Regions from separate parts of the Homo sapiens genome. Here regions 1 and 3 are each linked to region 2. A link is a loop called in an ENCODE intact Hi-C map of the cell type or tissue named here. Cell type or tissue: gastrocnemius medialis. All regions are shown on one strand.

Region 1 (8,000 bases), 170 kb after region 2:
TAGTTTTTTTATAATATCTAATTCTAACATGAAACTAAAATCTAGAGTTTGCTTGTAGTTAAGCTGAATTAAATTTCCCTTATATTAATAAATATTCTTAGCATTATAACCACACTTTAACTGCTCTTAATTAAGTCCTAAAACCACTTTTAAATATATATTATATATATATATACAATTTCTCCATAAGTGATATGCCCACATAACAAAACAAGGTACAGAAAAGAAACAAATCTGAAGAAAATGATTATAATTGGTTTTCCCACAGTTTGAGTTTTTCACATTGGAGAACAAACAATGGGTAAGTGAGATAAAAATGCCACAAGAAAGCCTAACAAAATTATTCATTAAGCAATTCAAACTGTGTTATACATATATAATGTGAAGTTAAGAACGTGTTAGGATGATATCTGAGGAATACACTGATAAATGTATATGTATGTTTTACTTAGCTTCTAACTAGATGAGCCTTGTCAGATCACAATGAGTAAAGTTCTACAAAGAAAATGCCTTGCTTACAAATTCACAAAATGTACTTAGAAATCTAAGAATAATAAAATCTAGCAGAGAAGATGAAAGCTGCTTACATTAAAAGGGATACTTAGAAATTTTATTTCCGTCCTCAAATTTTGGTTTCCTCACATACAGGATTAAAAGTTACAGCTACTTGCTTTGCAAACTCCTTTACAACTCTTAAAATATTTGATTCTATAATTAAAATAAATTATAAGTGGTAAATAAACATCAATTAGAGAAAAACTGGTTTTCAATAAGATGACAAAGAAACTTTGGGAAGAATTAATTACAGTATCTTTAGAAAAGAGTTGGGCATTAACTACTAAATTCGAATGCAAACATTTCCTAAGACTCAGTAATCTACTTCTAGAGAAATGCATGCACATTTGCATCAAGAAACATGCAAACAAATGTTAATTCAAATGTTATCTGTAACATCTCAATCTTGGAACCAACTCAAATATCTAAAGACATTTATAGAATAGATAAGTACATTGTGGAATATTTATTATCCTGTGCAATAGGATAGTACTTGGTCACAAAAACAAACTGCCTTGATGTAAGATAATTTAGATGGGACTTAGAGAGATAATATTAAGTAAAATAATTCACACACAAAATAATGCATCCTGTATTATTCAAGTGAAATAAAGTTTAGAAACAAGCAAAACTGAACTACTGTGGTAAAACTCAGGATAAAAGAGGAGTGATCCAGAGGACACAACTAGGGGATGCAGACTGTAGGCTCTGGCAATGTGTTGATTATTTGGCCTTTGTTATGGTTATGTGAGTGTTCTCCTGTGATGATTTATTGATCAGTATATTTAGCATGTTTGGGGGATTTTTTTTTTACTTTATATTTTCTCTATATGGGCTTCACTTCACAATAAACAAAAAGAGTTTTGTTCATTTTTGTTTTATTTTGTGTTTCATTTTCATGGAAATGAATAAATACATAATACATAGTAAATGTAGCCTATAACAGTCACAGAATTAAGGCTTCATGGATACAGAATTGCTGGGGAAGCCTGGATCCTAGGGCCAGGAATGCTAAAATATACTATACTTAAAACTGAGAAGCTCTGAAGCTCTAGGACCTTGTAATCCTGCTTACTCACAGTGGGAGAGAAATGAGATTGGTGTCTATAAAATGGGATGTGGTTGCTGCAGGACCATTTTCTGGGGATTTTGGACCAACCTAGTTCTCCCTTTGTTTTGCTTGTAGTTTTCAAGAATAACTATAGTATGTGCTGGGAATGCAACATTCTAAAATTAGCAAGGAGCAGGCCAGAACAATCTGTGCTCTGTTCCGGCCCCTCTTCCCCCAAGTAGGATGTCCTTCAATTCTTTAGCCCAGCTCACAAGGCCCCAGAGTATACAATCCAGGGTGAGCTGTCTTTCAGAATCCCTAAGCTGCAGTGCAAATGGGGCACATAAAGAGGAGACACCATCTGCCCTGGGCAATTTTCTCAAGCTTTGGGGGACCAGCTCACAATGGATCCTAGGCTTCTGTTGGCACATGTTGCCAATCTGTACTTAATGAATCCATTTCATGTAACTTTCTGGGCTTGAGGGTTCTGTCTCACCAAACTCAGACAAGTTGGTAACCAGTGCACAGCAAATCGGCTTCACAGTTGCTCAGATGCTCATTTATAAGCTTGCATTTAAAACATGTCTGTAATAAAATGAATGTGAGATAAATAAACTAAGCCTACAAGTGGACATTAAGTAATTGACTTAGAATTTCATTCTGAAGAAGTAGAGTGTTAACTTATGGGAGCCCCTACAGGGGGATACACCTTGACACAGCTGACTTCACACAACCATTGCTGAAAGAAAGACATGTTGATTTTGCCTCAAATCAATCAATCAATAAAATATTTATAAATACCATAAAACCCCAATTTTTAAAAGAATTGTAATGCAATGTAAACAAGAGGGAGGCTCAATCCAAGCCAGCCCTTCCTCTCTCTCTCTCTCTCACTCCATAGTCAGCCTTCCAGCTGGCTGCATGGAGCTTGGTAGGTGGGATCAGGGTTTGGGTAAGGGTAAAAGGGGACATTTTTAAAGGATGCTGTTTGGCAGATGGCTCACTCCTCTAGGACTGGTGAAGCGAAGCGGCAGCAGGCATGCTCAGGGTCTACACATAGGTCTGGTCTGCAATGAGGAAGCCTCTAGGATAGACATAGAGGTTACTCTTTTTTCCCTTTTGGGCTAATGGTGAAACTTCCAGAATGCAGCATGAGGCTTTTGGTACTAACTCCTCCACCATTAAGTCCATCTGAGGATGATGACAGAGAGACAAATATATTGAGGGAGGATTATGCTCTAGGTGTAGACAAACTGGAAGACAGAAAGTTGTGTTAACGAATGTTCACATTACTTTTGAGGAGTGTGTGTGTGGGTGTGTGTTCTTGTGTGTCTGTGATGTATGTGTTTTAAGAGATTAAAAAAAGAATAATTGTATCAGAAAATATAGGCTGCCCACTTGAAGCCTTCTCATAGCAAAGAGTAATGAGGGCCTTGCAAGTCTGCCTGCCTTCTTGGTTCATTGGTTCCTATAAATACATGGATTTGGAAGAAGTATCAAAGATACACATTAAATCTTTTTTACATATCATGTATTTTTCTCAATAGATTAATAATGAACAAAACTCCTTTAGTCCTTCTGTATTTTATTTAGTTACACACAACATTAAAAACCCAATAAAAAAGAAAAGAAAAATATAACTCTTCCAAAAGTCGAATTTTTGATTGGTCCACACTTGCCCTCTGTCCCAAGATCCTTTTTTCCAGGATCTAACATAATAGGTCTAGTTTTACATTCTTTTTTAGTGCACTGTTTATATTAATATTGGCTTGTAAATGCTTGGCTGTGATAGACAGCATGTGAAGCTCCCTGTGATCTCTGAGTGGCTATGGTCTTGAATCCTGGGGATGAGCACTAATTTTCATTGTCATTACTCTATTGCACAATTACTTTTCCTTGTATTGCTAATAAGCAGCTTGTCTCTGGTTATACACTCTCACCTAGTTGGATTTTTTTTTCCACTGGAGTAAGAAAAGCTACATGAAGCAAGTAGAACAGAACAACTTGTTCCCTATGTGCTGGCCATTGGCCTGCGTGGGCATCCAGCCCTACCATGGAATATCTTTTCTGTAAGCAACAATAGAACCTCATTACAACTGGGATGCTTATGACAGGGCAAGAAGTCTCATAACTATGATTTTTTTCCTTTGTGCTACTCTTTCTACTGATCACTAGCAAACCTCCCCCCAAAATTGGGTATTGTATCTTTCCCTAAAGTTATCCACTTATCCATAATCTTCTTGAGCCAAAAGTGACTCCAGAAATCAATGTATTCAAGCAATATCATTTGATAATGTTGTTTATTCATCTAAAGTGAACTAATTATCTATCAAGATGTGAAAGTCTTATGGTATGCCCAATTCTTTTTTTCAAAGTACAATGAATTTCTTCAAAAGACTGTAACTGTAATGAGCCCTGAATTTCTACAAACAAGCTCATCCAAGAAATCTGTATACTGTCCAACACTCACCCTCCCAAAACAAAACTGGTCATCCCAGCTTCGACTCATCTATTATTTTATACAACAAATGGGAGAGATTTCCAGTTGTCCAGGCACTATGCTGTTTGTTGGGATTATAAAAATTCACCCAGTGAAAACATCCCTGTCTTCACAGTTATATTCTACTGAGCAAGGAACATATATAAACAAATAGTTACAATAGGGTATCAGAATGTTAATGATATAATTCAATACAGGGTAAAAATGAATACAGATTCAGCATCATCAGTTATTCCCTGGAACATCAGAAAAGACTTTAGAGAGTGTTAGTCACAAAACAGTCTAAATGTTCAATAAGAGTTTTTAGTTATGAAATGGGAAAGTGATCTCAGGAGAGATGTGACTAGATAATCTATGGTAGAAATTACACGATGACCTTGGGAAACTAAACTAATTGGGCATGGTCAAAATTTAAAATCTGATCTCTATTGCTATGAGAGTTGAGATAGGAGAGACAGGCAGGGGACTGGTAATGGGGACATGCTAGGAGCTTTCACTTCCTTCTCAAATCCTCCTCAACCTCACACAAATAGAGATTAGAGCCTTATGTCCCTAAGCTGCTTAAGTCTTCAGCTTTTAAGACTCCATAGTATACTATTCAAATTTCATAATCATACATTACAATGTGTTTTCAAGGACTATTATTTTATTTGTCTGAAACATTCTCTCATGGCTCATTATTTCACAACTGATCTTCGTGCATAAAACACTGTTTATGTGTAGCACATTCTATGAAACATAAAACCAATGTTTCCAAAGGCACTGTTTTATCATGGCTCATCTAGATTCCAAAGTCCACAATAACCCGGATGATCCATGTGGTCATATCATGCTCTTCACAAGTACATGCCTCTGCTTTATAACACTTGCAACAATATTGACTCAACTGTCCCAATTCCAATTCTTTCTGGGAGTGAGGGATTATGCTTCTCCTTGCTCTCAAACTCCATTCTAAGTCCTGAGTTTGTTCATTCTAAGTCTAAAAAAAAAAAATACATAAAAGAGAAACAACCCTCTTTATAACTTCAAAATACCTCAAGGTCACCAAAAATCTTACCTCTAGTATGAAGGACTTGACAATAATATATAATGACTACTTAAACCACAGGACTCCTAAATTCCATCAGATTAGAGGCTGTTACCTTAACATTTGGTGCTCAATGAGCATTTACTGAATAAGGTGAATAACTGATTAATCTCCTACCTTGTTCCATGAGGGCAGGGATCATACCTGATTTATTCCTGGCACTATGTCTGGCACAAAACAAATGGTTAATAAATGATTGTCAAATGAACTTCCCCTTTTCTTATGACACAAAACACAACCTTATGTTCTTGGTACATGATATACATTATGTTCTTCGTACATGATTATCACCACAGGACTACGTTATTTTTGCTGTCTCCTAGTGCCTTTATTTTATGAATACATGTCTTCTTCCTCTAACAGAAGGCAAACTTGTCATTATTTTCTTCTGCTTATTCAATGCAGCAAACATTCACTGAGCCTACCAGTTCTGTTATGCATTTAAAGGATACAACAATAAATAAGATGTAGTGACTCAAGGAACAAACTCATGAAACTAACATGTTAACACCTGATGAACACATTGTGTCCCAGAAAAGTTGATAGGAAAAGATGTTTAATTCTAATGAAGAGAAAATGGAAGACTCTGGAGAAAGGGTCTCTTGATTTGGCCATGTGGATGCAAGAACATCTATGAACAAAAGGGGGCAGCAAAGTTTGGGAACGTCTAAAAAAATGAGTGTAACTAAGATGTAGAATACATGAAAAAGAATAATGAGGGGAGAGGTGGAGCAAGGTGGCAGAATAGAATGCTCCACTTATCATCTCCCCAACAAGGACACCTATTTAACAACTATCTACACACAAAAAAACACCTTCATAAGAACCAACAATCAGGTGAGCACTCACAGTATCTGGTTTTAACTTCATATCACTGAAAGAGGCACTGAAGAGGTAGGAAAAACAGTCTTGAATCATCTATGCCTCCCCTCCCTCATCCTTTGGCAGTGGCTTTGCAGCATGGAGAGAGAATATGTCCACTTGGGAGAGGGAGAGTGCAGCAAGTGTGAGACATTGCATTTAATTCAGTGCTGCTCTGTTATAGCAGAAAGCAAAATTGGACCAAACTCAGCTGATGCCCACCTACAGAGAAAGCCTTTCAACCAGCCCTAGCCAGAGGGGAATCACCCATCCTGTCAGTCAGAACTTGAGTTCCTGCAAGCATAGCCACCTTGGGCTGGAGTGCTCTGGGGCACTAAGTAAACTTGAAAGGCATCTAGGCCACAAGGTCTGCAACTCCTAGGCAAGTTCTAGTGCTGAACTCAGTTCAGAGCTAGTGGACTGGGGCGGGGAGGGGTACATGATGTACTGAGACACCAGTCAGGGCAGCTAAGGGAGTGCTGGTTCCACCCCTCCTCTATCCTGAGGCTGCAGAGCTCGTTGCTCCAATATAGACCCCTTCCTTCTGCTTAAAGAGAGGAAATGGAAGAATGGGGAGGAATTTGTCTTGCATCTGGGATATCAGCTCAGCCACAGCAGGATAGGACACTGGTCAGAGTCATGAGGCCCCCTTTTCAGGCCTTAGCTCCTGACCAACATTTTTAGCCACATTCTGGGACAAAAGGGAAACCACCCCCTTGAAGAGAAGAACCCAGTCCTGGCAAGATTCATCAGTGGCTAACTGAAGAGCCCCTGCACCCTAAATAACCAGCTGATACCTATGTAGCATGTCATGAGCTTTGGATGAGATCCTGAAACTTGTTGGCTTCAGGTGAGACTCAGAACCTTCCCAGCTATGGTGACTATGGGGAGAGATTGTTTCTCCTTGAGAAAAATGGAGGAACAAGTAAAGGAGACTTTGTCTTGCACATTAGGTACCATCTCTGCCACAGCGGGGTAGAATGTCAAACAGGCTCTTTGGGTACCTGAGCCAAGGTATCGAGACCTTGGCTCTTAGATGGTATTTCTAGACCTGCTCTAAGCCAAAGAGGAGTCCACTGCCCTGAACGGTGAGTCCCACATCAGTCAGCATTCACCATAATCTGACTGCAAAGCCCTTGAGTCTTAAGGAAACATTAACAGTAGCCTGGCAGTACTCTCTATGGGCCTGTGGTGCAACAGCCATGGGGTGAGGCTCCTCTGCCTTTGGAAATGGGAGGGAAGAGTTGGAAGGACTACATCTTGTGGTTTGAGTGCCAGCACAGCTCCAGTACAATAGAACACAAGGTAAACTTTTAAGTTTTTTAACTCTCATCCCTGGCTCCTGGACAGCATATCTGGACCTGGCCAGGGAACTCACTACCCTGAAGGAAAGGACACAGGCCTGGCTGGCTTTGCCACTTGTTGGTGGTAGAGCCTCAGGGCCTTGAGAGAACATAGATGGTAGCCAAAGAATGGTTCCAGCAAGCCTTGAGTGAGACCCAGTCCTGTGTTAGCTTCATGTATGACCCAACACAGTCCTAGTGCTGGTGGCCACAGGGGTGTTTATGTCACTACACCCCTAGCTCCAGGCAGCTCAGAACAGAGAGAGACTCCATTTGTGTAGTAGAAAGTAACAGAAGAGAACAAGAGACTCTGCCTGGTAATCCAGAGATTCCTTCTAGATCTTGTCCAAGACCTTCAAGGTGATACCTCTATGAGTCGGCAAGAACCACAGCACTACTGGACTTTGGGTGCCCCCTAATGCAGATACAGCATAGATCACAACACTTAAGTATTTTGGAACACCTGGAAAGACTTCCCAAGAAGGATGAGTACAAACAACCCTAGACTGTGAAGACTACAGTAAATACCTAACTCTTCAATGCGCAGACACCAACAAACATCCACAAGCATCAAGTCCATTCAACATAATATGACCTCACTAA
Region 2 (8,000 bases):
TACAGAGAGAAAGATAGAGAGAGAGAGGAGAAAGAGCTGGGCATGGAGGAAGAGAGAGAGAGAGGAAAAAGGAGGTAGGAAGGGAGTCAGCTCCAAAGGAGAGGGCCTGAAAATCTCTGTTTCCCATTACCTAGCTTCTCTCATCACTTTTCCTGGGAGCTGTGAACCAGGAAGGAAGTAGGGAGGAGTCGCAGGATAGGGTAATTGACAGCCGGCCTCTGGCATGTACCCTGTTGGTCACCCTGTGACCCTGGGTGATGATCTAGCCTCAGTGGCTGGGTCTCCTCATCTGTAAAATGTGGACAACAATGCCTCATTCATACAGTTTCTCTGAGATTAAAGGAGATGTCCCAAAAAGAGCTGCCCAGTTTATAGACCTGAGCTGATCCTCGTCCCAGCTGGGAAATAGGAGGGAACGGACTTCACAGACAATGAAAGAAGCCAAGTGATCCTTGCTGAGGAGCAGGTGGTGGCCTGGAATCTAGATCTGTGCACTTCCCAGAAATGTGCTGGGGGCCCTGATTCCAGTGCAGGAAAATCAGACGCTAAAGGGGCTGTGAGAAGTGGAGAGCGGCTATTGGCCCCTCAAGGTTATGTTGAAAGCTTCTTATGAAGGAGAAGAAAACACACGAAGCTCCAGGAGTGAAGCAACTCATTCCCAGATGTGCTCACAGAGAACAGTGGTGTCTGCTTCTTTGCCAGCCATGTGACCTAAAAGATTGGTGACTCTTACAAACATGCACCATATCTCTTCCAGAATGCTTCCAATTGTGAAATCCAATCCGCTTACGATCTGCTTGCTTAAAAAACCAGCTGGAGAGGAACCTACCCATCTTCCTGCTGTACAGACAAGCCCAAGATTGCTGATCCACCCCCCAGAGATTTTATTTAAAAATGTTTGAATCACTTTTATCAAAAGTCAAGGAGACACCATCAACCATTGCATTTTTGTCTTAGAAACCTAACTGCAGGAGGATAAATTTGTGACATTTATGAAAAATGATTTTATAGTAGACAGGTATGAAACTTGAAGGAAATCTTGTCCTGAAGCTAAATCTGTGGTATTTATTTTAATAAATGACTTGCTCAATGAGTGAACAAAGAAGCAAACGTCAAACATACCTTCCAGGGTCCAGGAGTGAGCACTGTGAGCCCTCCCTGAGCTTCCCTAGCCACCCTTGCCTGACCTCCATCATCAGTTCCCCCAGGCCCACTGAAATCAGCTCATCTGCTCATTGACTGATCTTCTCCAAGGGCTTCTGGAAGGCAGGCCTGTAGCTAGTTCATGTTCTAGACCAAGTATTTGATATTCTAATTATTCAGCATCTCTGCACATGCCACTCAGGTGATCCTTAGAGCTAGGAATAGATTCAGGGTTACATTATATTGCCTTTTTTGACCCCAAATCTTGGAACTGGGACAAAACAAAAGTTTCTGACTTCAAGCCTGGATTCCTCACGCTTTCAAAGCATCCACATCTGAACAGCGTAGGAATCAACATTTCATAGAAGAGAAACAATTAACATAAGAAAAACTAGCCAACTTCTCCAGCAAGCAAAATAACCAGTGAAAGTAACAATTGCTCTTCATTTTTAAACACCAAATTAGCAAAGATTTTAAAAGTGAAAATATTTCCAAATGAAAGGGCATGTAGTTAAAGAGACATTTTCGAACATTGCCATGATCAATTCTAAATTTTTCTCAGTAAATCAATTTGGCAAAATACAACTTAATACCATGTTTTATTAGGTGCTTATACATATGAAATGTTTATTTCTTTAAAATTCAAACGGTAGTGCCCAGTAAATTTGATAAAAGGATGCCTGCTTTCCTTTGTTGTACTTCACCTAGTATTTGGTAAACTCTCGCCACAAGTAGACAGAGAGCATAACCTGAGTGGGGCCATGGACTCCACTAGGATGACAAGGACCCTTAATATCATGTCACAAAATTAATGAACTCTCAAATAGAATCCACGCAGACAGCTTAGTCTGCAAATGGCACGCCAGGCTAAACCTCTCACCCGGCTCATCCATGTGGGTTGGTAAGAGTCTAAAGCCAGAAGTGAGGACCAGGGGAAGAAAGGAGAGGAAATAAAAGGTGACCACCTTCCCGGAGAAAGAGCCCTCTAAGCACATTCTTGTGCTCCTGTTGGTGCTGTTTATTATCTCTTCCTCAAAAATCCTCTGCTTGTTTCCTGGTTAAATGCATTCCTTGGCAGGGAGGCCTCCCCACTTCTTCCTGGTCTAATTGACTCCATAGTCCTATCTCTCTCCATCTCTCTCTACAGTTGTATTTCCTCTTTCTACTAAAACACATGCCAGCTATTGGCAAAGAATAATACTATGAGTAGCAATAGTAGCAGTAGCAGCATCAGCAGTAGTAGTAATAGCAGTAGGAACAATGGCAGTATTAGCAGCAGCAGTAGTAGTAATAGTGATAGTGATGGTAGCGTCAGCAGCCATAGCTGTAGTAGCAGTGGCAGTAGTAGCAGTGATATTAGTGCTAGCATTAGTAGCAGCATTAGTAGCAATAGCACTAGTAGTAGTTGTGGTGGCAGTGGCAGTATTAGCTGCAGTAGCAGTAGTATTAGCAGTAGCAATAGTAGGAGCAGGAATGGCAATAGCAGAAGCAGCAGTTCTAGTAGTACTGGTGGTAGCAGGAGCAGGAACAGCAGCACTATTAGTGGTAGCATTAGCAGCAGCAATAGCAATAGTATTACAGTAGTGATAGCGGCAGTATTAGTAGTACTAGTAGCAGTGGTGGTATTAGCAGCAATAGTAGCACTGGTAGGTAACAGTAACAGTAGTAGCAGGAGCAACAAGGCTCACAGTAACAGTAGCAGGAGCAGCCATAGTGGGAGTAATAGGGGTTTGATAAATGTGGCCTATTTGATCACCAATCAGAGCTATGTAATATAATGCTATAATGTTGATGATAATGTTTCACGTTTATGAATCCTCAGCAAGTACCAGGAATTTGTCCCACATGAAGTCATTTCATTCTCATAAAAACCCTGGAGGGAGTTGCTGTTATTGTGACTATTTTACAGAAGAGTAAAGCAAGCTTTCAGAGGTTAAGCCCCTTCCCCAAGGTTACACAGCTAGCATATGGCCTCCTCCAACCAGAGAGAAGGCCTGTGTGGGGTCCTGCTTGGTGCTGCGCATGTCCACACCAGCCTGTCTTCTGAATGGGCATCTGCAGGGAGGGGTGTGGATATCGCAGTATGAAATGTCTTGCTGGACAATTCCCAGGTATTCCCTGGTCAAGGCCTCTTGCCTGATGGAATGGATTATCTGGGGTCAAGGAGCCACATTTGCAGCCTCTGCAAGGTGATTCTGCCTTGGCAGGCCTGTTTCCAAGCACTCTGTGTGATTCTTATGATGTCTGAGGCTGGAGACACCAGGCCAACAAAGGTTCCCGAAGTCGAGCAAGAACTGGAGTCCCCCGTGGGCTTGCTAGAACTCACACTGCAGGGCCCATCCAGGGTTGACAACTCCGTAGGTAAAGGCCCAGCTGAGAATGTGCATTTCTAACAGTTCCCGGGTGATGTTGTGCTGCTGGTCCAGGGACACTGTGAAGCCAGCTTCTTGGAAGAATGCCCTCCTCACATCTCAAGTACTCACAGTCTCTTGGCCTAACATTCGTGTTTCATTCTAAGGACCGGCACACCAAGAGGACAACAGACTTACTGTGAGAATGACATGTGATAGATTGTCATGAGTAATACTTGTTTGTTCTGGGTGTCTATAAACAGGACTGGGGTCCTATGTGATTCACTGTGCACAAGGCTGGCCCCCTCCCCATCACCCATGGGCCTGTACCATCTCTGAGTATGAGAATGTAATTGAGAAACTCTGACCTATAAATAAAAATCACAAGTCTATCTCCTGACCTTGACCTCACCTCCATCCTCCCTCACCCTTTCCACACAGCAGCATCGCCTGGTCTGACTACAGAACAGTAGCCTAGTAGCAGGCGTGGATCCGTGCCCTTGCTCTGGGGAATGCCTTCCTTCCTCGCAGCCCGAACCTCGTCCCTTCTAGCCCGTTAGTCAGCAGCCAGCGGCTTGAGAACATTGCGTACCCAGTCCCAGGAGAGCTCTGACCGCCAGCCGGTGCTTCCTACTGTTTACATGGCTCTGTCCCTCATGGGGCTGTGTGTTCTTGAAAATAGTAACTGGGTCATATTCTCTAAAACTTTAGCACAAAAACAATGGTAGTAGACTTTCTATAAACATGCATTGAATTAATGTTTTTCATGTTTTTAATTTTTAAAAAATAACACACATGTGACTGATGGCTTTAAACATTTAAGACTTCTTTCCTAACCAATCAGCATACATTTTCCGCCAGCAGATAAGGAGCCATGGAAGGCACTTTGTTCTTACTTGTGCTGTGTTTATCAGGGAGCTGAAAGATACACTCCATGTCTGATCTTAGAAACGTCTGTTTTCTGAAATGTGTGTAGAGGCCCTTCCCTTTGCAAGGAAGCATCTCTCTTTTTTTCCTCTTTCAAAGATAACATAACTAGGCAAGCTATTATTAATTATGACAGTTAATGTTGCCCTGTTTTGACTAGTGATTTATATTTTACAGAATGTATTTATGTTAGCTGCTGCATTTTAACTTTATAGCAGTGCAGCCAGATACCTATTAACAGTATGTTTATTTTACAGATTAGAAAACTGAAACTAAGTCAAGTGGCTGCCAAAAGAAAAAGAAACGTGGTTTCCAACTGAGGTCTGTAATTCCAAAGTCAAGATTTTATTTTAATCTAACTCTATTGGAAGCAAATAGCCAGTTGTCTTCTACTTCTAGAAGAATATGCTAGAAGGTATAAACTAGTATAACTTTCTTAAAACAGCTTCTGCAACCAGGGTATTTGGATAAAGCCCTTGGGAACAAGGGGAGCCTCAAGAGGCACTCAAGTCTGTGATTCTGAAATAGGAGGGAGATTGTGGGGTAGTCACCGAAGTCAAAAAGCTGATCCCCTAAAATCAAAATGACACCCGTTCTATCAAACTTCTCAGAAGATAATAACAATTTACTCATGTTTCTATATGTCTTCCCTAGCCCCTGTTTTGTGTTATTTTCTTCACTCCTGTATCTCCATGCCTTAGATGATTAGAGACATAAGAAGTACTCAATAAGTGTTTGTTTAATTAATAAATAAAATTCAAACTATCCTATTGAATAGGTCTTCTAATATAGACCATAATACTTTTTCCTGATATATTCAGTGAGTGGTTTGCCCATTTTAGTGGACACTTTAATGGCATGTAGGTCTCAGTTCATTAACACAATTCTTTCCTTAAATGCCTGTGCAATCAGGAGCTATGGAGAGAATGAATGGAATATATCCGTGTACAGGTGGAAGAGTCTACCAGTCCTGGCTGGCCCCACTTCTCTCAGGTTTTATCTACAGCTGTCATCAGCAGGATCTTCATGGGAACCATGACGAGGTCCAGCTATCCTCGTGCCTGTGAGAACCCTGGTGCCTTTTCAACCCTACAGCTAAAAGTGTTTCAGTAGCAGAATGGGATTCAAGAGGGTGAATCAGAACTGAAGCCCCTCTGTGGATGACCTCTGGAACCACACCTACAACTGACTAACAACCAGGACATGATCCTTTATGGCACAACTCTTATCATTTTTCCAAACTCTGCCTAGTCTTGGAGCATCGCCCATCAACCTGACAGCCAACTTCATTTAAAGACATAACCCTTGGCCAGGTGTGGTGGCTCATGCCTGTAATCCCAGCACTTTGGTAGTCTGAGGCAGGTGGATTACCTGAGTTCAGGAGTTCGAGACCAGCCTGGCCAACATGATGAAACCCTGTCTCTACTAAAAATACAAAAATTAGCAGGGCATGGTGGTGCGTGCCTGTAATCCCAGCTGCTTGGGAGGCTGAAGCAGGAGAATTGCTTGAGCTTGGGAGGTGGAGGTTGCAGTGAGCCAAGATCATGCCACTGCACTCCAGCCTGGCCGACAGAGTAAGACTCTGTCTCCAAAAAAAAAAAAAAGACATAACCTTTACATCTGCTGAACATTGTGGTCTCAGTTCTGAACCACTTGTTGAAACCTACACCTCATTCTGTACTTCAATTTGTACCTACTTCTCCTGACTTCTAATCTGGGGAACATATTTCTATCTAGTCCTGGCTCTGCACAACTTCCCCAAATGCAACTGTAGCTTTTTTTTCCTACAGTGTCTTTCTATGGTTTCAGCCTTCCTGAGAAATCAACCCAGCCCATCTTACTTGGTTTTTCTGACCTCCTAAGAAATGTTCCCACCAGACACTGCCTTATCTTACAAGCGTGGCCTGAGAGATGAGGACCATGGGATGGGTCATTTTGAAAAAGACAGAAAGAAAATGGGGATATATCTCATGAAACTCTAAGATGAAGTTATTCAATGATCTTTGAAGGAAGAAAAAATAGGCAAGGAAGGATAGAGAGATTTTGAACCAGATGCTGACACCAAGAAATATTAAGGAAGAGGGCCTTCAAAGTCAGGGGATGCCTTTCCTCTCCTCCTGCTGTGGTCTGCACTCCTCTCTGTTATGGCATCCATTGATCACTCTGTGCTGTAATTATCTACTTATTGATTGGCATTCCTCATCAGGCCATGAGATTTTTAAAGTCAGAGTCCATGTCTTAACTGTTTTTGTATGTATAATAATTGTAGCAGTGCCTGGCACATAGCAAATTCTCAGAATACTGACCGAATGAAGAAAAAGAAGAGCAATAAAATAAGAGTGTGTGGTTCATCAAATACTGTAGAGCTGACTATCATGAGCATACTTCAATGGGGACCACTTTTCACATTGCTTAGTTTCTCACATCATTACTTACGTATTTCTCTCCAATGAATACCAATTATTTCCAAAGTAGGAAACATGAACTATTAGAGCTACGGAGCGTCTATACTAATTCTCTCTTTCTGTGAGTGAGTCTTTGCAGAGACAGACTGAAGCTGACAGCTGCTCTGAAGCTATTTGGAGCTCTCCTGTCTCCCAATCAATCTCAGTGGTGCTGCAACACTGCTCAAACCCTGGGAGGAAATCAAAGAGCATCCTGCTTCTTGCAACAGGGCCTTACTCTTTAAGTCTGACCCTGTGTTCATTCCATTCACATAAATCTAGCAATAAAATATCATGCACAGGATGTGGTATAGGTGGTTTGTTGGGCTCCAGAAAACTTTGATTGATTGGTTTAAAATAAATTAGTTCTGAGAATGGCTTATTTTTGTTTTCTCTGAGCCCTTGCACTCCCCATCTTTCTGCTCTCTGCTAGTATTGATGAAGTCCTCTGTGGGGCCAGATATGGTTTCTGGACATTCGTATGTTTCCTTCTCTTGCTAAAGTCTCAGCATGGCTTTTTAAAAATTTTGAAATTCTAAAGCTTTTGTCGTCATCCTGGGTCTGCTTTGTTGTAAATCCAGAAACTCAGTAATCTTGCAGCTGTGATTTACGCAGGCCAGGGCCTGCTGCCACATGGCTTCCATGCTGAGAAGTTTAAGGACATTTTTTAATTAACACACAAGTTTTTTCATTACATCACATTAGGGAATTTTTGAAAACTTGTATCTCCTCTCAGTTCTGCCCTTCCGCTGCCCAGGAAGTAAATACTTAAAAATTCATTGTTCAGTAATTATAAATGGCATGTATATTTATATATTTTTTCCATCATGTATATAGTTTTATAATATAATGTAGGTATAATTGCTTATAAACATGTAAACATATATAGTTATATATGTATATGTTTTATAATACATAATATATACACTTTTATCTATTAGAATTATATAGGTACATAATTTTTATATATACACATAGTTTATACATATACATATCGATTATATATAATACATAAGGAATATATATGTAATAAACAGACATTTACATATGCTATATATAGTCATGCACCACTGACACGTTTTGGTGGTCTCATAGGATTATACTATCACATTCTTACTGTACCTGCACTATGTTT
Region 3 (8,000 bases), 580 kb after region 2:
AGACATGGAGTCAAAGGAGATCATTTTGGACCCTTAAGATTTGACTGCTCCACTGGATTTCAGACTTGCATTGGGCCTGTAGCCCCTTTGTTTTGGCCAATTTCTCCCATTTGGAATAGCTGTATTTACCCAGTGTCTGTACCCCCATTGTATCTAGGAAGTAACTAACTTGCTTTTGATTTCACTGGCTCATAGGGGGAAGAGATTTGCCTCATCTCAGGTGAGACTTTGGACTATGGACTTCTGAGTTAATGCTGAAATGAGTTAAGACTTTGGGGGACTGTTGGGAAGGCATGATTGGTTTTGAAATGTGAGGACATGAGATTTTGGAGGGGCCAGGAGCAGAATGATATGGTTTGGTTGTATCCCTACCCAAATCTCATCTTCAATTCCCATGTGTCAGAGGGACCCTGTGAGAAGTAATTGAATCATGGGGGCAGGTTTTCCTGTGCTGTTCTTGTGATAGTGAATAAGTCTCACAAAATCTGATGGTTTTAAAAAGGGTAGTTTCCCTGCACAAGCTCTCTTCTCTTGTCTGCTGCCATGTGAAACATGCCTTTCCCTTCCCTCATGATTGTGAGGCCTCCCCAGCCATGCGGAACTGTAAGTCCATTAAATCTCTTTCTTTCGTAAATTGCCCAGTCTCAGGTATGTCTTCATCAGCAGCATGAAAACTGACTAATACATGAAGGCTGAGAAGTCCCATATCTGCCATCTGCAAGCTGGAGACCCAGAAAAGCCAATGGAATCACTCAGTCTGAGTACCAAGGCCTGAGAACCAGGTGAGCTGATGATGGAAATCCCAGTTCAAGCGCAGGAGCAGATGAGATGTCCCAGCTCAGCAATGAGGCAGAAAAAATGGAGGGAGAATTCCTCTTTTTTCCACATTTTGTTCTCCTTGGGCCCTCAATGGATTAGATGATACCCAGCAATATTGAGGAGGGCAATTTACTGTCCTGAATCCGCAAATTCACATGCCAATCTCATTCAGAAACACCCTCACAGACACACTCAGAAAAAAAGGGTAACCTGGACACACCATGGGAATGGAATTGACACATACAGTTTACCATTAGACTTGTCTGGGGCTCACCCCAAGCTGCAGAATGAGAGGACCCTAATGAATTCAGGGAGTGGCAAAGTCAGAGCTCACAGGACCCTGATAAAGTGAAAAGAAAAGGGACTCTCTTCTCATTTCCTTGTTCTCATTAAACCTTTCTCTGCAGGGCTTTGTTTTGGAGGAGAAAAGCCTATGTGTTTTGTCAATTTAGACTTACCGATTAGTGACAGAGAAGAAACATGAGAAAGGACTCTGACTGGAAGGACAGCCCCATGGTCTTCCCTCTGCAGGACAGCCTGGTGTGGTGAAAGCAAAGGTTGAACCAAAGCACAGGTCCTGAGTTCTGCCATTCCCTGCTGGGGGCTGGCTGTCTCCAGCATCAGGCCTCTCTGCTCTGAGATTACAGTTTATAGTTATTCCTGCAGTGAGGAAGACTTTAATCTTGGTAGGAAAGTCATTTCAACAGCACGTAACAAAGAACAAGCATGTGAGAGACAGAGAAGACAGAGGATGTGAAGCATGACAATGGTGGCTGGAAGGGCAAGAAGCCCCAAGGCTCACCCGAGGGATAGAAGGTAATGGGCAGGGCCAGTGCAGTAACTCAGTGGCTGCATCCTTGGGGGAGAAGCAAAAGGCAAGGAAGAGAATATCTGCATGTCTTGAAGATGAACTAGAGATGCTTGGGATTGTTGGTTGAAGACCACCCCGAAACGTGTTTCCCACATGCTGTATAAGAAACACACAAAAAAGAGAATGGATGAGTGAGTGAGGAGTAAATGCTGGCAAGTTAGTGCGTTGCTTGACTTTAGACCATTTTAGTAAACGGAGTAGAATTGGCACGAATGGCTAGGGCCCAAGATGAGGTGTCTTACTGTCTGCAAAGGATATTTGCTATCTCTTGAGTGTGTGTTGGGGGTGGAGGCCTACAGAGCTTCTGCATCTCTTTCTGGGGTTTGAGGAATCCCTATTACACACACACACACACACACACACACACACACACACACACACACACACACACCAGGAACCCATCTCTCAGTGAGAAGCTGGACAAGCCCCTTGCAGCTTGGGATGTAAGCAGTAGGCTACATTTCCTTCTGCTGGGCATGTGCCACAGCCGCCCTGCAAGCCACTGTCTGAAGGGTGTCCCTCACTCTGCATAGACCGCAGAGCATGTCAACTCCAACTGTGGGGGAAACAGATGATGTAACTGAGCATTCTATGCCTCAAAATCCTATTTCCCTGTTGATATTAGTTATAAACTCCACCAGGACAAGGAATCCACTTGGCTGGCTACCCCTGCATCCAGATAGAAAAAGTGAAAGATAGAATATGCATGTGTGAGTGCAGAAGGAGAAAGAGAAGGGGAGGAGGGTGAGGAGAGGAGGGGGCCAGGCCCTGCTACCTGCAGATGAGCCCAGTTCCTCTCAGCTTCCCCCTCTGCATGAGCCAGCAGAATGCCTCCACACCCCCACCCCAGTCCCAGATTTTCCATAGCAGCTGAAGGAAGATTCATCAGCATGTCAGCACCAGATGTTTTCTGTTTTTTCTGTGGAAAGTAACCTGACCCCTTTCCCACCTGACGATCCCAGTCACAGCTGTCACAGTAACCAAGGACACAGCGCCTTTTTTTTGTTGTTTTTCTAAGAAAATACCAAGATGAAAATCAGGAAGAACAAGGGAAAGCCATCTCCTAGCTGTCGTGGATCTCTTAGAGCATAGGTGTGCCCTGTAACCTGGCAATGCACCCGGAAAACAAAGCGTGCGACCTCAAGGGTTATCACCTGCATTTTGCAGAAACCTAAGAGAAATCCACATCAGTTGCTTGGGAGAAAGTGTTTCCTCTTCATTACACAAGTTCTTCGTAGAAAATAATATATAATATTTCTTTATTTGGGTTTTCTTGGACAAATCCTCTATAGGGCAGCAGTTTCCCATGGCAGCTAGGCCAAGAGATTCCTGATCAGAGACTGCCATCTGCTGGATGAAGGGGATGGCCAGAGGCTTCTGTGCTTCGTTTTGTTTTGTTCTGAATTCTAAGAAACAAATTGCAGGGCAGATGGGGTCTGATTAATGCAGAAGGGAGTGCTTTTGGCATTGATTGACAAGGAAATTGGCTTTTCTGATGCAACCATAATGGATCAGCCATGGTTACGGCTTTCCCCTGTGTTAGCCCTCAGTAGGGTTATGTCTACCTCATTTGGCAGAAAGTTAAGGCTCAGCGAGGCTAAACCACAAATACAGAGTTACCCAAGTAATAAGCAATAGAACTGGGACTGGGACCTTGGACTATTAGATCCCAAAGATGCTTGATCATCCCAGAGTGAGTCAGAGGCAGTTAGAGGATGAGATTCTTAGGCAAGGAAGGAAGTGAGATGCTAGAAGGGTCGCAAGGAAGAAAAAGAGAGAAAGAAAGGGAAGAAGGTTGGTGGTGGGACCTAAGCTCCAAACACTCTCCGTCCTCACCAGGATGGCTCAGGATGAACCCAGAGCTCTCACATAGATGGACAGACTCACAATGGCCAGGAAGGAAAAAAAAGGATGAAGACCACAAGTAGGTATAACCATGCACTTGCAGAGAAGAGGGGGCATATTGGGCTGTGAGATTGTATAACCAGTGCATCAAGGGACACGGAATCAGTGGCACCATTTCCTGAGTCTGCAGTATAAAGGTTAGCTGGCTGCCCAAGGAGAAACACAGCAAGTCAAAGAGAGGTCAGAGGTTTCTCCCTGAGGTCTTTATACAGAGATCATGATGTAGCGTAGTCAAGGACAGCCTCACCGATGTCCTCATGGCGAGCAAAGTCATGCATTTTACAGGGCTCTGTCTTAGAATGTCCCTGCAATGTACATTACATTTTAGGAGCATTCAGGAAAAGTACTGCAATAAAAGAAAGCCATGTGGTCCCCAGAGCACTCTGATGATGTGGCTTAAGGCTGGGACCAAATGAACAGTATTGAACACTAGCAAATGCCTAGGTGCTTGTCTCCGTGAGTTTTCTTTGCGACGCATTTTGACAAGCGTGGGATAGCTCTGAGTTTGACATTTTATCTTCTGAGATGAAGCTGGAGAGAAGCCAGTCCAGGCATCCCGTGCTGCAGTGGCTTTTAGGGGAGCTGAGGACGGCAGTCTTCCTGTGTCCAGGCCCCCCAACCAACCTCCTCCACAGATGGGCAGAAGAATCTCAGTGAACTGCATTAAAATTGGTCTTTACCCCATGAAAGATTGGCAGTGGTGCAGGAAAAAGAACAAAGGGCCAAGCCTCAGTCTCCCCATCATCAAATTAGAAGAGTTAGCTAGATCCGTGATTTCAAACTTCCCTCAATCCAGCTCCCTGCTCAGCCCTGTCCCAGCCCGGCCCCAGAGTCCTTCCCTGAGTGCTGCAGCTGCAGCAGGACTGAGAATTCCCACCCTGAATGCTACAGCTGCTTCCCAAGTATGAAGCTGAACAAATGAATTTTCTCACCAACTTGCTCACATGTCTGACCTGACAGTGCACCTGTACCTCAGCTCCTCCTCTCTGCAGTCCGCCTAGGGCCCTCCCCACTACACTAAAGAGAGGCGTTACCTGTCCTAGGAATAGCACACTGTTCCCTGCTCTCCCCCCACCATGCCCCAGCAGCTTCCCAAGCTTGGCATTCCTACCAATTCATGTAAGCCAATCCCAAAGGACTCTATTTATAGTTTTCAAATATTGGCACATGAGCTGCTTCCAGCCTGCCAGGTACTTTCTGAGAAAGAACACAGTACAGCTCTCTCTTGCTCGCTCTGCCTCTCTCCCTCCTACCTCTCTCCTTCTGTGTGTGTCTCTCTCTCTCCCCAAATGCTGCTTTTAAGCCTATCAGCCCCTTCACCAGGGACTGTGAACACAAAGACCAATGCAAAAAACATCTTCAACTGAAGCCATTCCAAATTGGAAACAAGCCACCATCCATGGAGAGTTTGGGATGGTTTGGAAAAAAGTATTTTGCTATTGCCAAAGTTCTAATTCAGCATCCTTTGAAATCTTACATTCAAGAAGTAGTCCTTATATAACACAAATTTGGTGAGAACATTCCAATGCTCATCATTCAGGTGTCAGGAAAAGATCCAAATAATAAAAAACTTAAATGAGTCCTTATTTTTTTTTCCACTGGGGCACATATGGCATTCACATGTAAGAAACACTCATAAATGTGTGCCCAGTATTACCCACGACTCACTGGAACCCCAGGCCAGGGGTGGGGACCACAGACACTGAGTGATGGTACAGGAAGAGGAAAGGGGTAGGCCTCCTCCACTGGGCAATGGTTTACTTCTGTGACAACAGGGTCTCCATAGCACAGCATGGTGCCCAGCATGATGATGGGCATCGTTCCTGCACCCTGGGGTCCCCAGAGCTGTTTGGGGTCCCACTGATGGGATGCAAGTAGAGATACCGGACAAGAGCTGGAGTGAGCTGAGGCTGCTAATGTTGCCCCATGGCAGGCATCAAAAGTTTCTTCCTGCCCAGGCTGGGTTGGAGCAAGGAAGACCCTAAGCCTCCCCAGCATCTACCGTATTGTTAGATCTGGAAGTGGGAGCCCTCAGAGAGTATAACTTTGAACCCTATCACAAAATGCTGATATAAGACACAAACAGAGAGCATTCCCCTCTCTGTGCCTTGGCCCACACCTGGGATTGGTGGAGCCTCACATCTCTATGACCTTTAACCTTCACCATCACTGCAGTTGCCTGACTTCTCTTGTTGCCAGAACACACAGAGCTCATAACCAGGGAGCATTTGCAGGTATTTCTGCCTCTGTCTGGAATGCTCTGTCTCCTCTCCTTTTCACTCTGCCACCTGGCTCTCCCTGTTGGAAGGGCCACTATCTGAAACTGCCTTATGTCTTCATATGTTTCACGTGTGCAGCTGTCTCCCCTAGTAGAATGTAAGCTTCAGGGGACAAGGCACTGTTTTATTTATCACCATACCTCCTGCATTTAGCATGTTAATTAGTCATAGTATTTGTTCAATTAGACATGGCAAATTGATACTAGCTACTCTTTATTGAGTACCTATAATGTTGTCAGAGAGTTCACATGCCTTCTGGGAAGTTCCCAGAACAATTCCATGAGACACAAACCTCACACCCAGCTTCAGTCAAGCTGGAATACTATCATTAATATATGCAAATTCAGTAAAGGCAGCTTTATATGAAAGTAAGGTACCATTCCCTGAGCCTTCTAATGGGCCATCTGACCAGGGGAGCAGTGGGAGTAGAGAGAAGTGGGTGAGTCCCAGGGTCAGATGTGGAGGGTGAAGCATGTTCACATGTCTGTGCTCCTAGGAATGTACCCCTGCATCTGGGGTGATGCTTCAGCCTCACCCACAGTGCCCTACACACCTGTCATGCACCATTTACTGGAATGGGTTGTTAGGAGAACGTTCTGCACATTTACAGGGTTTAACCTTCATCCTGGAGAAAAATCACAGCCCTCAAGCTTCAAAGATTCTCATAGAAAATTTCTGGAAAATAGAGATCTCTAGAATTACAAGTCAGAATTGATGTGATTCTTCTGAGACTGAACTTGGAACCAATACAAATGAGAAAAAAGCAGAAAGAATGTGCGCCAGACCCACGTCTGCCCCACCCCCCGCCACTGCAGCCTTCTACTCCTCCCCACCCCGTCCTACAGAATCCAGTTCTGACCACCGCTGTCACTCAGCGTCTCTCCAGTTATCCCCAAGGGGCTCGTCAGTACCAGAGAAATGTAAACTAGAACCACGATCCAGTGCCCCTTTGAACCATCAAACTGGCAAAATATAAAAAATAAGAAACCAAGCATTGGTGAGGATGTGGAGCAGTGGAAACCCCCCTACACTTCCAACTGGAAGGTAACGTGGCCCAACCACCTGGAAAATCAATTTGACAAAATTTAACAGAACAGAGCATATACAGACTCTACAACACAGTCATTCCACCCAAAAGAGACAAGTGCCCATGTGCTTGGGAGACGGCCAGCTGTGCAGAATGGCTCTCTGCCCACTGGAAACCAAGGAGGGAAGGCAACAGCCAGCACTCCCTCGGGAGTACAATTAATAAACAGGTTGTGGTATCTTCTTCGCACATGAAATATCATAGAGCAATACCAGTAAATGAACTCACCACATCTGCAGGCTTAAGAAAAATCATAAGACCAAACCAGAGAAATTAATAAACTACAGTTACATCAACAAGTTACAATGTTTCAAACACATACTATTGCCTGAATAAAAAGTCAGTTTCAGAATGGTGGACACATTGTAATTCCATGTACATAAATTTCACAGTAGGCTCCACTAAGCAACTAAGCAATGCATTGTTTTGAAGAGTGGATGTCTGAGATTAGACTATAAAGCAAAGGAATGTGATTAACATGAAATCCCAAGCAGGGGTCCTCTGGGGTGGGAGAGGAGGAGGCATCTAGAACACCTGGGGAAAGGTGTGCAGAGATATTTAAGGGTATTGTGTGGGGAATTCTATAGGAATTATTTGCGTTAATTATTATTATTAATATTCTTTAAAATGTACAATATGTTTATATAGTCTTTACTCTTTAGAAGACATTTCACAATTTAGGGAATTAAAAATACAAAAGTAATGAGTCCTTCATGTTACGACATTCCTGACATAAGCATAACACACTATAAGTAGATCCGTAAGACTCAATGACTAATTTTCCCCTTCTAAAAGAAGGAAATTAAGAATAAAGACTAAAGGACAGGGATGGAAATTATACCTGCATACAGATCTCTAATCCCAATCTTGCTCTGTTACACAGAGATTATTTTACCTTTTAGCCCCATTTGCCATTTTTACTTAGTACTTGTGTTGCTCTATTCGAGTTCATATTCTTGGCACTCAGAATGTTTTCTGGCATGAAAGTTGGAGAAACTTGGGTAACCTTTCAGAGAGTCTCCTGAGCTCGACATATCAA

The links. A loop is a pair of places that touch in the nucleus more often than their neighbours do. Peaks named below come from ENCODE experiments on the same cell type or tissue, not always from the same donor. Only the 100,000 strongest peaks of a DNase experiment are listed, where the experiment ranks them.
Region 1: a loop joins it to region 2, with 3 times the contacts of the local background. A loop is called at or near these places in 4 of 110 quality-filtered maps.
Region 3: it touches region 2 in a loop (3-fold over the local background); 2 of 110 quality-filtered maps call a loop at or near these places.

What each region holds. Positions count from the first base shown.
Region 1 is chr7:46,771,136-46,779,135 of GRCh38, forward strand. No RefSeq gene overlaps it. Among named protein-coding and RNA genes, the nearest start is that of SNORD151, 690 kb to the right of the region's middle. In gastrocnemius medialis, no CTCF peak of the experiment used is centred here; a DNase peak (open chromatin) is centred at 3,646; H3K27ac peaks cover 3,985 bases.
Region 2 is chr7:46,599,913-46,607,912 of GRCh38, forward strand. No RefSeq gene overlaps it. Among named protein-coding and RNA genes, the nearest start is that of IGFBP3, 680 kb to the left of the region's middle. In gastrocnemius medialis, no CTCF peak of the experiment used is centred here; DNase peaks (open chromatin) are centred at 619, 3,699, 4,019 and 7,487; H3K27ac peaks cover 4,708 bases.
Region 3 is chr7:47,177,361-47,185,360 of GRCh38, forward strand. No RefSeq gene overlaps it. Among named protein-coding and RNA genes, the nearest start is that of SNORD151, 280 kb to the right of the region's middle. In gastrocnemius medialis, a CTCF peak has its summit at 3,048 (motif pointing left); DNase peaks (open chromatin) are centred at 3,051 and 3,351; H3K27ac peaks cover 3,643 bases.